Linked DNA regions of Homo sapiens: region 1 is linked to region 2. Evidence: read pairs that join two places in POLR2A ChIA-PET (ENCODE). Cell type or tissue: PC-9. All regions are shown on one strand. Region 1 holds the start of MIR6753 (microRNA 6753). Region 2 overlaps LRP5 (LDL receptor related protein 5).

Region 1 (5,000 bases), 390 kb after region 2:
CTTCCTGGACAGCCTCAGAAGGAGCCACTCCTGCTGACAACACCTCATCATCTTTTATTTTTTTAAGATACAAGGGCTTGCTATGTTGCCCAGGCTGGTCTCGAACTCCTGGACTCCAGAGATCCTCCTCCCACCACAGCCTCCCAAAGTGCTGAGATCACAGGCATCAGCCAGTGCCCCCGGCCCCTGCTGACACCTTGGTCTTGGACTTCCAGCCTCCAGGACTGTGGGACCGTGTCTGCCCCTTAAGCCAGTAGCCGGTGGCACTTTGTTACAGCTTCCCTGGCAAACACGCTGCCCCGACGGCTGGTGCTTTGAGCTGGCAGCATTCTATCTGCCACGGGCCTCCAGGTGATGCTCTAGCTGCACCAGCCTCTGCCCACGTGCAGGGGAATCCTGTTGGGGCCCAGATCCAGCCCCAGGACACTGGCCCTGCAGAAGCAGCAAACCCCCCAGTGCCCCCAGTGACACTGAGTGGGGGCCCGGCCCATAGCATGGGTGTGATGTGGTGGAGCCCATGTCGGGAGGGGACTTGGTCACAGGACAGGGAGGGGCCCTGCCTCATCCAGTGGGCAAGAGTCAGGGTGCTTGGGCCCCCAACGGCCTGTGTGGGTGGATCACGTGAGGTCGGGGGTTCAAGACCAGCCTGACCAACATGGTGAAACCCCATCTCTACTAAAAATATGAAATTAGCCAGGCGTGGTGGTGCGTGCCTGTAATCCCAGCTACTTGGGAGGCTGAGGCAGGAGAATCGCTTGAACCTGGGAGGCGGAGGTTTCAGTGAGCCGAGATCATGCCATTGCACTCCAGCCTGGGCAACTGAGCAAGACTCTATCTCAAAAAAAAAAAAAAAGCTGTGCAACCAAAGCAACCACACCAAAGGCTGCCCCTGGCTCCAGCTTGCAGTCTCCAACAGTCACTAAGCTTCCCAACATTCCTCTGAGGTTTGCGCTATTATTTCCATTTTGCAGGTGAGGCAGCTGAGGCTCAGAGAAGCTAAGAAATGTCTCAAAGTAGGCGAGATGGGCTTCCAACCTGGGCCATGCCCACCGCACAGCCTCTGTTCTTTGCACAAGCCCGTGCCGGCTCCCTTGTAAACTCAACAAGGGGGAGTTGGCTGGGGGCCGACATAAAGCCTCACACTGGCTGCAGAGCCCAACAGCCCCTTGAGAGTGATGGGATGTGTGCCCCTCATCCCAGGAGGGCAGGCCAGGCCCAGGATGGAGATACCTCCCCCTCAGGCTCACACCCACCCAGTGGGGCAGCTGAGCCTCCCAGGACACGGGTAAGGATGCCGTGGCTCTCACCGGGGTTGACCTCCTGGTAGCGGCCCACGCCGTAGGCATCCACGATGCCCTGGAAGCTGGCCGTGAAGCGGTTGGTGCGGATGAGTGTGGGGGGCATGTCCCGGCAGGGGATGCGGTGAGCCACGGCACTCACTCCCTCCTCCATCTGGGTGCCAGGGCAGAGACAGACCAGAACGGTGGCGGGGGCCTTCAGGGACCCTGGGATCTCCAGCCAGGCCCAGCTGGAGATGTAGAGCCCTGTGGGGGCTCACTGGGCAGCCCCTTCCCCTCTCTCTGACGTGAGATGATCAGCCCTGCTCTGCCCTGGTGGGGGCCCAAAGACACCACATGGATTGGCAATTGCTTGGGAAAGGCAAGCATGCTGCCTCCTAGGGACGGCCCAGGAGAAGGAGCCCAGCCTCACCCGCAAGCACCTGCTGTGCGCGGCGGGTGACCCCCGGAGGCAGGGGCATCACACCGGTTCCACAGACCATGAGCAGGCCTAAGGTCACAGGGGGGCCTGGATTGGAATGAGGCTTCTGACTTTAAAACTATCCTGTGCAGCCTCCAGGGACTTAGGAAAGTCAGGGTAGGGCTTGCTGGGCCAGGGCCATCAGGGCAGACTCCCTGGAAGCGGTGGGCCATGGAGGAGGCTGGGAGGAGAAGGAGCCCCTAGGCAAAGCCCAGGTGCAGGGAGCCAGAGGCTGGAAGTGAGGCAGAAACGCCCCGGCCTGGTAGGAGGGGCGGGCGGAGAGGGGGCGAGGCCTCAGGCTGCTCACCGAGCTGTCCCGCAGGGCCTCCTGCAGGGCGGGCAGGTCTCGCACAGAGCACCAGGCCTCGGCAATGAGGCACTTGTGCGTGGTGCTCACGCTGCACTGGTTCAGGGCCAGGTACACGGCCTTCATCTTGTGGACCTGCACCTGCCCTGGCGGCAGCAGCTGCAGCACCCGGCCTAGCACCTGGCTCAGGAACCGCTCTGTCTCCCCGAGGACCTGCGCCAGAGTGGGCAGTCAGCGGGGGCTGGGCAGGCAGGTGGGGTGGCTGGGCCGGGGGCACCCACCTCCTGCACCCACCTCCTGGAGGCCAGGCCAGGGCACCCACCTCCTGCACCCACCTCCTGGAGGCCAGGCCAGGGCACCCACCTCCTGCACCCACCTCCGGGAGGCCGGGGGCACCCACCTCCTACACCCGCCTCCGGAAGGCCGGGGGCACCCACCTCCTGCAGCTCCTGGCTCTGCTGTTGCAGCTGCTGCAGGGCCCCGAGGCGGGCCTCCTCCTGCTGCAGAAACGGGAAGACGTGGCAGTGGAAGCTGGAGGGAGGATGCGCTGCGTGAGGGGCCAGAAGGACACAGCTACGAGACTCTGAGTCTGAAGGGAGCTCATGGGGAGGAGTCACGATAGGGCGGGCTGGGAGGTGACAGCAGGGGCCTGGGGAGCAGGGCGGTGGGGCGGGTGTTCCCAGTGACTCACCAGTCCGTGATCTTGCGGATCTTCTGTCCGATCTGCTCACCCCAGTAGGAGATGAGGAAGGTCATCCACGTGGCTGGCTCGCCCTGCAGAGCAGGCTCAGCTGACTCTGGGGTCCCGCTCTGCCCAGGACCCCCCAGCCCAGCGCCAGCTGCTCACCGTCACGGGGTGCTCCAGCGGCTGCTCCAGCTCCCTGAAGCTGGCAATGAGGAAGCCGCGGCAGGCCCTCCAGAGCAGGCGCTCTAGGGCAGGGGCCTTGTGGGGCTCCACGGCACCTGCCACAAAGCTGGCGGCCACGGGGCTGGGCAGGGCTGCTCCAACCTCCTGCCCTGCCTCCCCCACCAGGCCCCCCGGGCAGGACCCTGCCCAGCACGGGCAATCGGGCAATTGGGCACACTGGCCCTGCCCACAGGGGAAGGCAGGAGGCCTCCCGGGCAGGACCAGAAGAGGAGAACCCCCTAGGGCTAGGGCTTGGGACTGTGGGAAGTTCCGGGCCTGAAGGAGGAGGCGGGGCCAGCCTGGGGAGAGCACTGGACAAGGAGTCGGAGCTCAGCCTGGCCCAGCCCAGCGACTGGCCAGGGGTTCTGGGCTGGCCAGAAAGGGCATGAGGTCATCCCTCACTCACTTGACCCTCAGGTCCTGGTGCGGCCCCCCGGGGGCCTGGAGCAGGGGCGTCCTCTCTGAGGCCCCATCTGTGTGGGCGGCTGCCAGCTAGGAACCCAGAAGCACCATGAGCCCTAGGCTGGACAGCCCCTCCCCAGCCCCCCAGTCTCCTGCCTGGGTGGGAGCTGACCTGAGGTTCATGGCCCTGGCGTAGCACGGCGGCGTGGAGCTGCAGCTGGTGCAGCTGGGCCCGCAGGGCCTGCTGGTTGCCCCGCACATCCCGCAGCTCCTGGGCCAGGCGCTCCGTCTCCTCCTGGATGCGCAGCAGGTCCCGGGGTGGGGGTGCCGGCAGCCTCCCCTTTGGCGGGGGCAGGACCAGCCCAGCCCGCCGCACCTCCTCCTGCAGGAAGGCTGGGCGCAGAGGAACGGGAGTGGGGTGCAGTTGAGGTTGTCTCAACAGTTGAGGGCCCCACCTGCTGCCCCAAACTCCATCGGCCACCAGCTGCTGGATTCACCAGGTGGAGGTGGCCAGAAAATCCCGGCCAAACTTTCATCCAGAAGCTGTGCTCCCCTCCCTGAGCTCAGGTCTGGGCTCACTCTCCCTCCCCAGTCCCTTGGCCACCACTCAGAAGAGGGCCTGAGGTCTCCCCACAGGCCGGCCCTTGCGCTGCAGGGCTTGGGACCGGAGCTGGCGTGAGTCCTGTGTCTGCCTGATCATTGAAAAGCTGTAAACTGCACCAGCAAACACAAAACCCTGCCTGCCCCATGCCCCTGCCTTGGTGCCCCCACAGGCTCCTCCTGAGAGGGGTTGCCCAGGGCAGGGGTCCCTTTTGCCTGCTCCTTAGGGGTACCCTACCCTAGATCCTGGGCCCCACCCACCCCAGCCCAGCTGTAGAGGAGAAAGCTGTCTGTGCCTCTTCCCTGCTTAGAAACCCCTGTGGCTTCCTGGCGCCCACAGGACGAAGTCCTGGGCTCTTATGCTGTATTCGAGGCCTCCCCAGCCAGCCCTGCCCTAGGCCCTCTGCTCAGCCCACACAAGGCAGCCACCTTCGCAAGCACACTTCACAGATCCCAGCTGCTCTGTCTTGGCCCTGCAGGGCCCTGCATATACCTCCCTTCTCTGCCTTCCACCTGGCAAACCCAGACTCTTCCTTTCAGATCAAACTTGGCCCATGCCTCCTCCAGGAAGCCTGCCTGGAATGTAGGCCTGGGACCAACTCACTGAAGGTCTTCTCCAGCTCCTCACAGCGCCGAACATCAACCACAAAGCGTCTCTGGAAGGCGCTCACCGAGGCGTTGAGCTGTGGGTGCCACACGGAGGGGTGAGTGTCCCGGGAAGGGGGTCAGGGAGCTCCTCACCCTAGAGCCCAGGCCTGACTCTCCCCAGGCCTTAGCTGCCTCCTCCAGAAAGGTGTGGAGTGCCCTGGGAGCCACAAGACGCAGATCAGAGCACAGACCAGACCCCATGCCCCAGGAGGGTATGGGGAGGAGCCAGCTCAGGGGCCTCAGCTGCGGGCTTCCCATGAGCAGTGCCCATGGCAGGGGCCGCTGGGGTTCAAATGGGGCCAGGGCCCTATGGCGGAGGGGGGGCAGTCCCCATCCTGGACCGGCCTCCGGGCTAACCTTGGCAGTAGCCCCCTTCCC
Region 2 (5,000 bases):
CCACGTAGGAATTGTAACTGCTCAGCCACAAATCCCAGCTGCACTCAAGACAAAGCTGCTGTATGGTACAGAGTGATTCCTTCAGCTCTGGAGAGAGCCCAGCCGCCCCCACATTCATTTCTAGGGTACATGAGGATTTGTGGACAACACAGCACATGTCCTACTAGAATATGAAGGTCAAGTCCAAGGAGCTTTCTCCACACCTACAGTGCCAAAGGGTGGGTTGCTACAGCCATGCAGGCCTCTGTGTTGAAGGATTCTGATGCCAAGCACAGGCTCAGTGGGAAAGGCTGAATGCTGTGATCGATTAGCAATGTCTGCCACATGTGCAAGAGGGCCTGGGGTAGCACATCCCTGCTCCACTCCCCAAAGCTGCCCAGACTACTCTCCTGCCTCCTCCAGATCATTCCATATCTCAGGCTCCTTACCTGTGAAGGGGCCATGCTGGGAACCGCCCGGGGCTATGAAATTGAGGGGCACGTGCGGGGTCCCGCTGACATACTCGTGCGGGAAGGGCCCGTTGGCCCCCGCATAGCGCTGGCACACCACGCGCTGGCACACAAAATAGACACCACCCATGACGAAGAGAGAGAGGATGATGCCAATGACGGGCCCGATGGCACTGCTGTGGGCCGGGCTGTCGTCTGAGGGCGGCTTGGTGATTTCTGCCAGAGACAAACAGAAAGAGGTGGCCAACATTAACCCCAACGGAATGGGCCCTCCTTGGGGGCAGACACCGTGCGCCCTGAAGGGGCTGGCTTTGCCACTGGTGGAGGGTGGGGAGAAAGTGGGGGAGCTGGGAGGCTAGGCCTGGGGAGCCTGGCCAACCTCAGGGTAACGTGGCCCTTCAGCCTGCACGGTGCACCCTCCTCCTCCTCTGACCCCCGCCGCTGTCCGACTCCCCACAGCCCTCAACACATCCCTGCCAAGGCAGCCTGGTATTCACTCCTTCGCCCAGGGCCCTCGGTGGTGGCAGAAGTGAGCGCGCCCTGGCCAGCCCAGGTGATGTTGGTGAACGAGCAAAGCCAGGCAGCCCCTGGTGCCGCCCACCAGCCACGGGAGGGGCAGGGTCGGCTGGGTGGGCTCCTTGGGCCACTCCACTATCAAGGCTGCCCATAGGGAAGTTTCCAGGCTCCAGACTCAACTTTGGCAAAAGCCACATTCACTCTCCCACAGGGCCGGCCCAGCGATCCTGAGGGCGTCGATGAAGTCAGCGGAATGGAAGCGTGCGGGCTCTGGCGGCGAGGCCTGGCTGCGCATCAACAGCGCCCCCACAGCTGGGGCCCACGGCACAGGCCCGTCAGACTGGGAACTTGCCCAGCAGAGGAGGCGACCCTTGGTGGCCCCCACCACTGCCTTCAGGCCTCAAGCCTGACCTGGCACGAAGGTGCCAAAGGGCACAGGGAGTCCCTTGAGGAAGCCCCCTTCTCCCCCCAACAGACTTCTCTCCCGACTGCAGCCATAAGAGAGGAGCTCTCAGCCCAGGTCCCTCTGCAGCGAAGGAGTGGCCATGTCCCCAGACACAATGACTCATTGCTACTTCCTATCTGAACTCAGCTCCCTTCCTGCCTGAATCAGACAGCCTTTCAGGAGCCACTGCCTCTGGAAAGTCTTCCCTGACTGTCTTGGCCTCCTATCCCCTAGGCCCTATATCCGTGACTGTACAGGTCATGCTATTTGAGGAGCATGTGGGATGTTGTCATGTACATGTGTGTGCACATGACATGTGTGCATATGTGAACATCACTCCTCCTCAGCCAGACAGTAAGCTGCCAGGGAACAGGACCACTGCAGCCCTCGGGTAATCTTGCTGCCTGACAGACGCTGCTCAGCAAGGTCCCGTGGGTGGGTGCGTGCTGCAGGCACCTGGACACCATCAGCCCCGCCCACTGAGGCAGACTCTGTAGCCGCCGAGCCCACAGCTCACAGTCTGTCCTCCTGGCCGCTGCCCTGGGAAAGGCTTCCCTGCCTCCCGCAAGGAGCCTCCCAGCCGCCTGAGTCTCCCACACAGCCCCCAGCCCCGCTGGAAAGGCACGTCTCCTCCCCTAAACTCCACGTTCCTGGGGGAACCCAGCCCGGACGCCCCTTCCCCGTGCCAGAAGCTGGCTCACCACACATGAGCTCGTCGGAGCCGTCGATACAGTCGGGGAAGGAGTCGCACTGCTGTTTGATGAGGACACACTGGCCGCTCGCACACCGGAACTGGTTGGGCAGGCAGATGGCTGCAAGGAGAGGCCATGCACTCAGAGAGGCTGGAGGGTGCCCCCCAGCCCACCATGCAGGGCACAGCAACCAAGGTCTGGACTCCAAACAGAGAGCAGACAGATGGGACCCTTTCTAGGACCAGCGGGGAGTGGTCTAGTACAGTCTCCACCCACCCTCGATGACCCTGTGGCGAGGCCTATGCCACGCAGGGGAGGGACTGCCAGGGCTGAGACCTCAACGCACCTCCTGCCTGCCCCCCAGGAGGTATGTGTCAGGTGCCTACTGTGGGGAGGTCTACGCCATGCAAGGAGTAACAGACCCCGCCCAAGGCTCTACCAGGTTGGTGGGGGGGTGGGTGCCAAGGACAGGAATGGCCACGAGGAGCCTCGCCTCCCGAGAGTGGGGGCTGTGGAAGGCAGTGGTGCTCAGCAGAGCTTGAGGGGAGGGGAGGGGAGGGAGCACAACCCACTGGAGGTGCAGGCAGCCCACACGGGAGCAGCACAAGGCCACAGTCTCTGGCCAGGGAGGAAGAGCAAGCCAGGGCGCTGACGGCTGCCTCCACCCCTCCCCAGACGCCCACCCAGAGGGAGCCATAGCCACGCCTGCCCCCAGAGAACTTGCTCAGTTCCCCACCTGCCCTGCCCCCGGTGTCCTGCCCTGGGAATGGGAGATAAGGGGACCCTGTCCTTGTAATGGATGGGATGATTTTCTGGTAACCAAGCAGGGAAGAAAGCTTCTGGAACAGAGCATGCAGCCAGAACCGGCGTAAGGGCCTGCCACCAGCACCGCGGGGCACACGGGAGGAGAAGCTAGAGCGGGACGAGGGGGCTCAGATGGCTCCAACGTCTGCCCCTCCAAATCTCAACGGAAATGTGACCCTCACTGGGCGCAGTGACTCACATCTGTAATCATGGCACTTTGGGAGGCCGAGGTAGGTGGATCACTTGAGGCCAGGAGTTTGAGACCAGCCTGGCCAACATGGTGAAACCCCATCTCTATTGAAAATACAAAAATTAGCCGGGTGTGGTGGTGTGTGCCTGTAATCCCAGCTACTCGGGAGGCTGATACAGGAGAATCGCTTGAACCTGGGAGGTGGAGGTTGCAGTGAGCCAAGATCATGCCACTGCACTCCAGCCTGGGCAACAGAGCGAGATTCTGTCTCAAATAATAGAATAGGAATAGCATGGCATGGCATGGCATGGCATAGCATAGCATAGCATAGAACAGAATAAAATATGACCCCAAGGTTGGAGGTAGGGCCTGGTGGGCAGTGTTTGGGTCATGGGAGCAGATGCCTGGTGCCCTCTCCGCAGTAGCAAATGGGCTCTCACTGTGAGTTCACATGGGAGCTGGTTACTTAAAGGAGCCTGGCATCTCCTCTCAAGGTGAGGGCAAGAGGGAGAGGCGCTCTCTCTCTCTCTCCGTTGCTCCCTCTCTCACCATGTGATGCACCTGCTCCCGCTTCGACTTTCACCATGAGTCAAAGCTTCCTGAGACCTCACTAGAAGCTGAGCAGATGCGGGTGCCATACTGGTGCTGCCTACAGAACCATGAGCCAGACAGACCTCTTTCCTTCATAATCTACCCGGCCTCAGGTGCTCCTTCATAGCAATGCAAAATGGACCAACACAGGGACAATTCCTAACCACGGCTCCTGCAAGCTGAAATCACACACACAGCACATGCTGGGCCAGGATGCGCAGCAGGGCTGGGGAAGCTCTGTCTGTCAAGGGCCAGACGTGAGGTCTGGGGCTTTGAAGGCCGTAGGTCTCCAGCATAACCACTCAGTTCTCTTGCTTTTGGCATGAAAGCAGCCACAGACATTGTGCAAATGAATGAATGGGCATGGCTGTGCACCAAGAAAACTTTATTTACAAAAGTAGGTGGCAGGCTGGATTTGGCCCCTGGGCCCTTAGTTTACCAGCCCCTAGTCTACAGCCTCCATAAAATTCTCCAATGGTCAATGAGCTGGAAGGACTTAACCACTATGCCTTTATAGAAAAACATGCAGGGAGGTTACTCCCAGGCCCTCATCTTCTACGAAATGTCTGCTCTTTGTGAATGAGGACGTAGGACAGTGGCCAGACTGCATGTGAATTATCTAACAGAGCCGGTGGCTCTGGGAGAGCGAGGGCATCAACAGCTCCTCAGCAGTCCTGGGCCCATGGTGCTGACAACATGTGGCAGGCAACCAACCAAGCAGGTCCTTCATAAAAGGAAAACTCAGGCCGGGCGCGGTGGCTCATGCCTGTAATCCCAGCACTTTGGGAGGCTGAGGCGGGCGGATCACCTGAGGTCAGGAGTTCGAGACCAGCCTGGCCAACATGGTGAAACCCTGTCTCTACTAAAAATACAAAAATTAGCCAGGCATGGTGGTGCGCACCTGTCATCCCAGCTACTCGGGAGGCTGAGGCAGGAGAATCGATTGAACCCTGGAGGCAGAGGTTGCAGTGAGCCGAGATTACACCAGGGCACTCCAGCCTGGGTGACAGAGCAAGACTCTGTCTCGAATGAATGAATGAATGAATGAATGAATGAATGAATGAATGAATGAAAGAAAACTCACAGGGGGCACAGAAGAGATGTGTTTCACTGTCAAGATCTAAAGGAAGATCCTGCTGGTCAGAGAGGGCCCAGGATGCCTGAGCAAATCTCTTTATACCTCCTGATTCTACATGTTGATAGAAACCACTCAGGCTTAAGCACTATCCCACAGACTGGTCAGTGGAGACAGCACTGTCTTTTGGGGGCGGATTTTCCAGGGTGTGAGCCATGGACCTCTGCAGCCCACCCCT

What was found. Peaks named below come from ENCODE experiments on the same cell type or tissue, not always from the same donor. Only the 100,000 strongest peaks of a DNase experiment are listed, where the experiment ranks them.
Region 1: POLR2A ChIA-PET joins it to region 2 with 17 read pairs; 2 of 35 experiments call an interaction of 5 or more read pairs at or near these places.

Annotation. Positions count from the first base shown.
Region 1 is chr11:68,041,410-68,046,409 of GRCh38, reverse strand. TCIRG1 (T cell immune regulator 1, ATPase H+ transporting V0 subunit a3) reads right to left here. Exons shown (of 20, transcript NM_006019.4): 3 at 4,579-4,657; 4 at 3,547-3,767; 5 at 3,379-3,464; 6 at 2,913-3,039; 7 at 2,757-2,839; 8 at 2,503-2,596; 9 at 2,066-2,278; 10 at 1,308-1,452. It overlaps MIR6753 (microRNA 6753), which reads right to left and starts at 1,616; the gene lies at 1,453-1,616. In PC-9, a CTCF peak has its summit at 1,696 (motif pointing left); a DNase peak (open chromatin) is centred at 2,749; H3K4me3 peaks cover 326 bases; H3K27ac peaks cover 725 bases.
Region 2 is chr11:68,434,111-68,439,110 of GRCh38, reverse strand. LRP5 (LDL receptor related protein 5) reads right to left here. Exons shown (of 23, transcript NM_002335.4): 19 at 2,112-2,222; 20 at 429-665. Among named protein-coding and RNA genes, the nearest start is that of PPP6R3, 24 kb to the left of the region's middle. In PC-9, no CTCF peak of the experiment used is centred here; no DNase peak of the experiment used is centred here.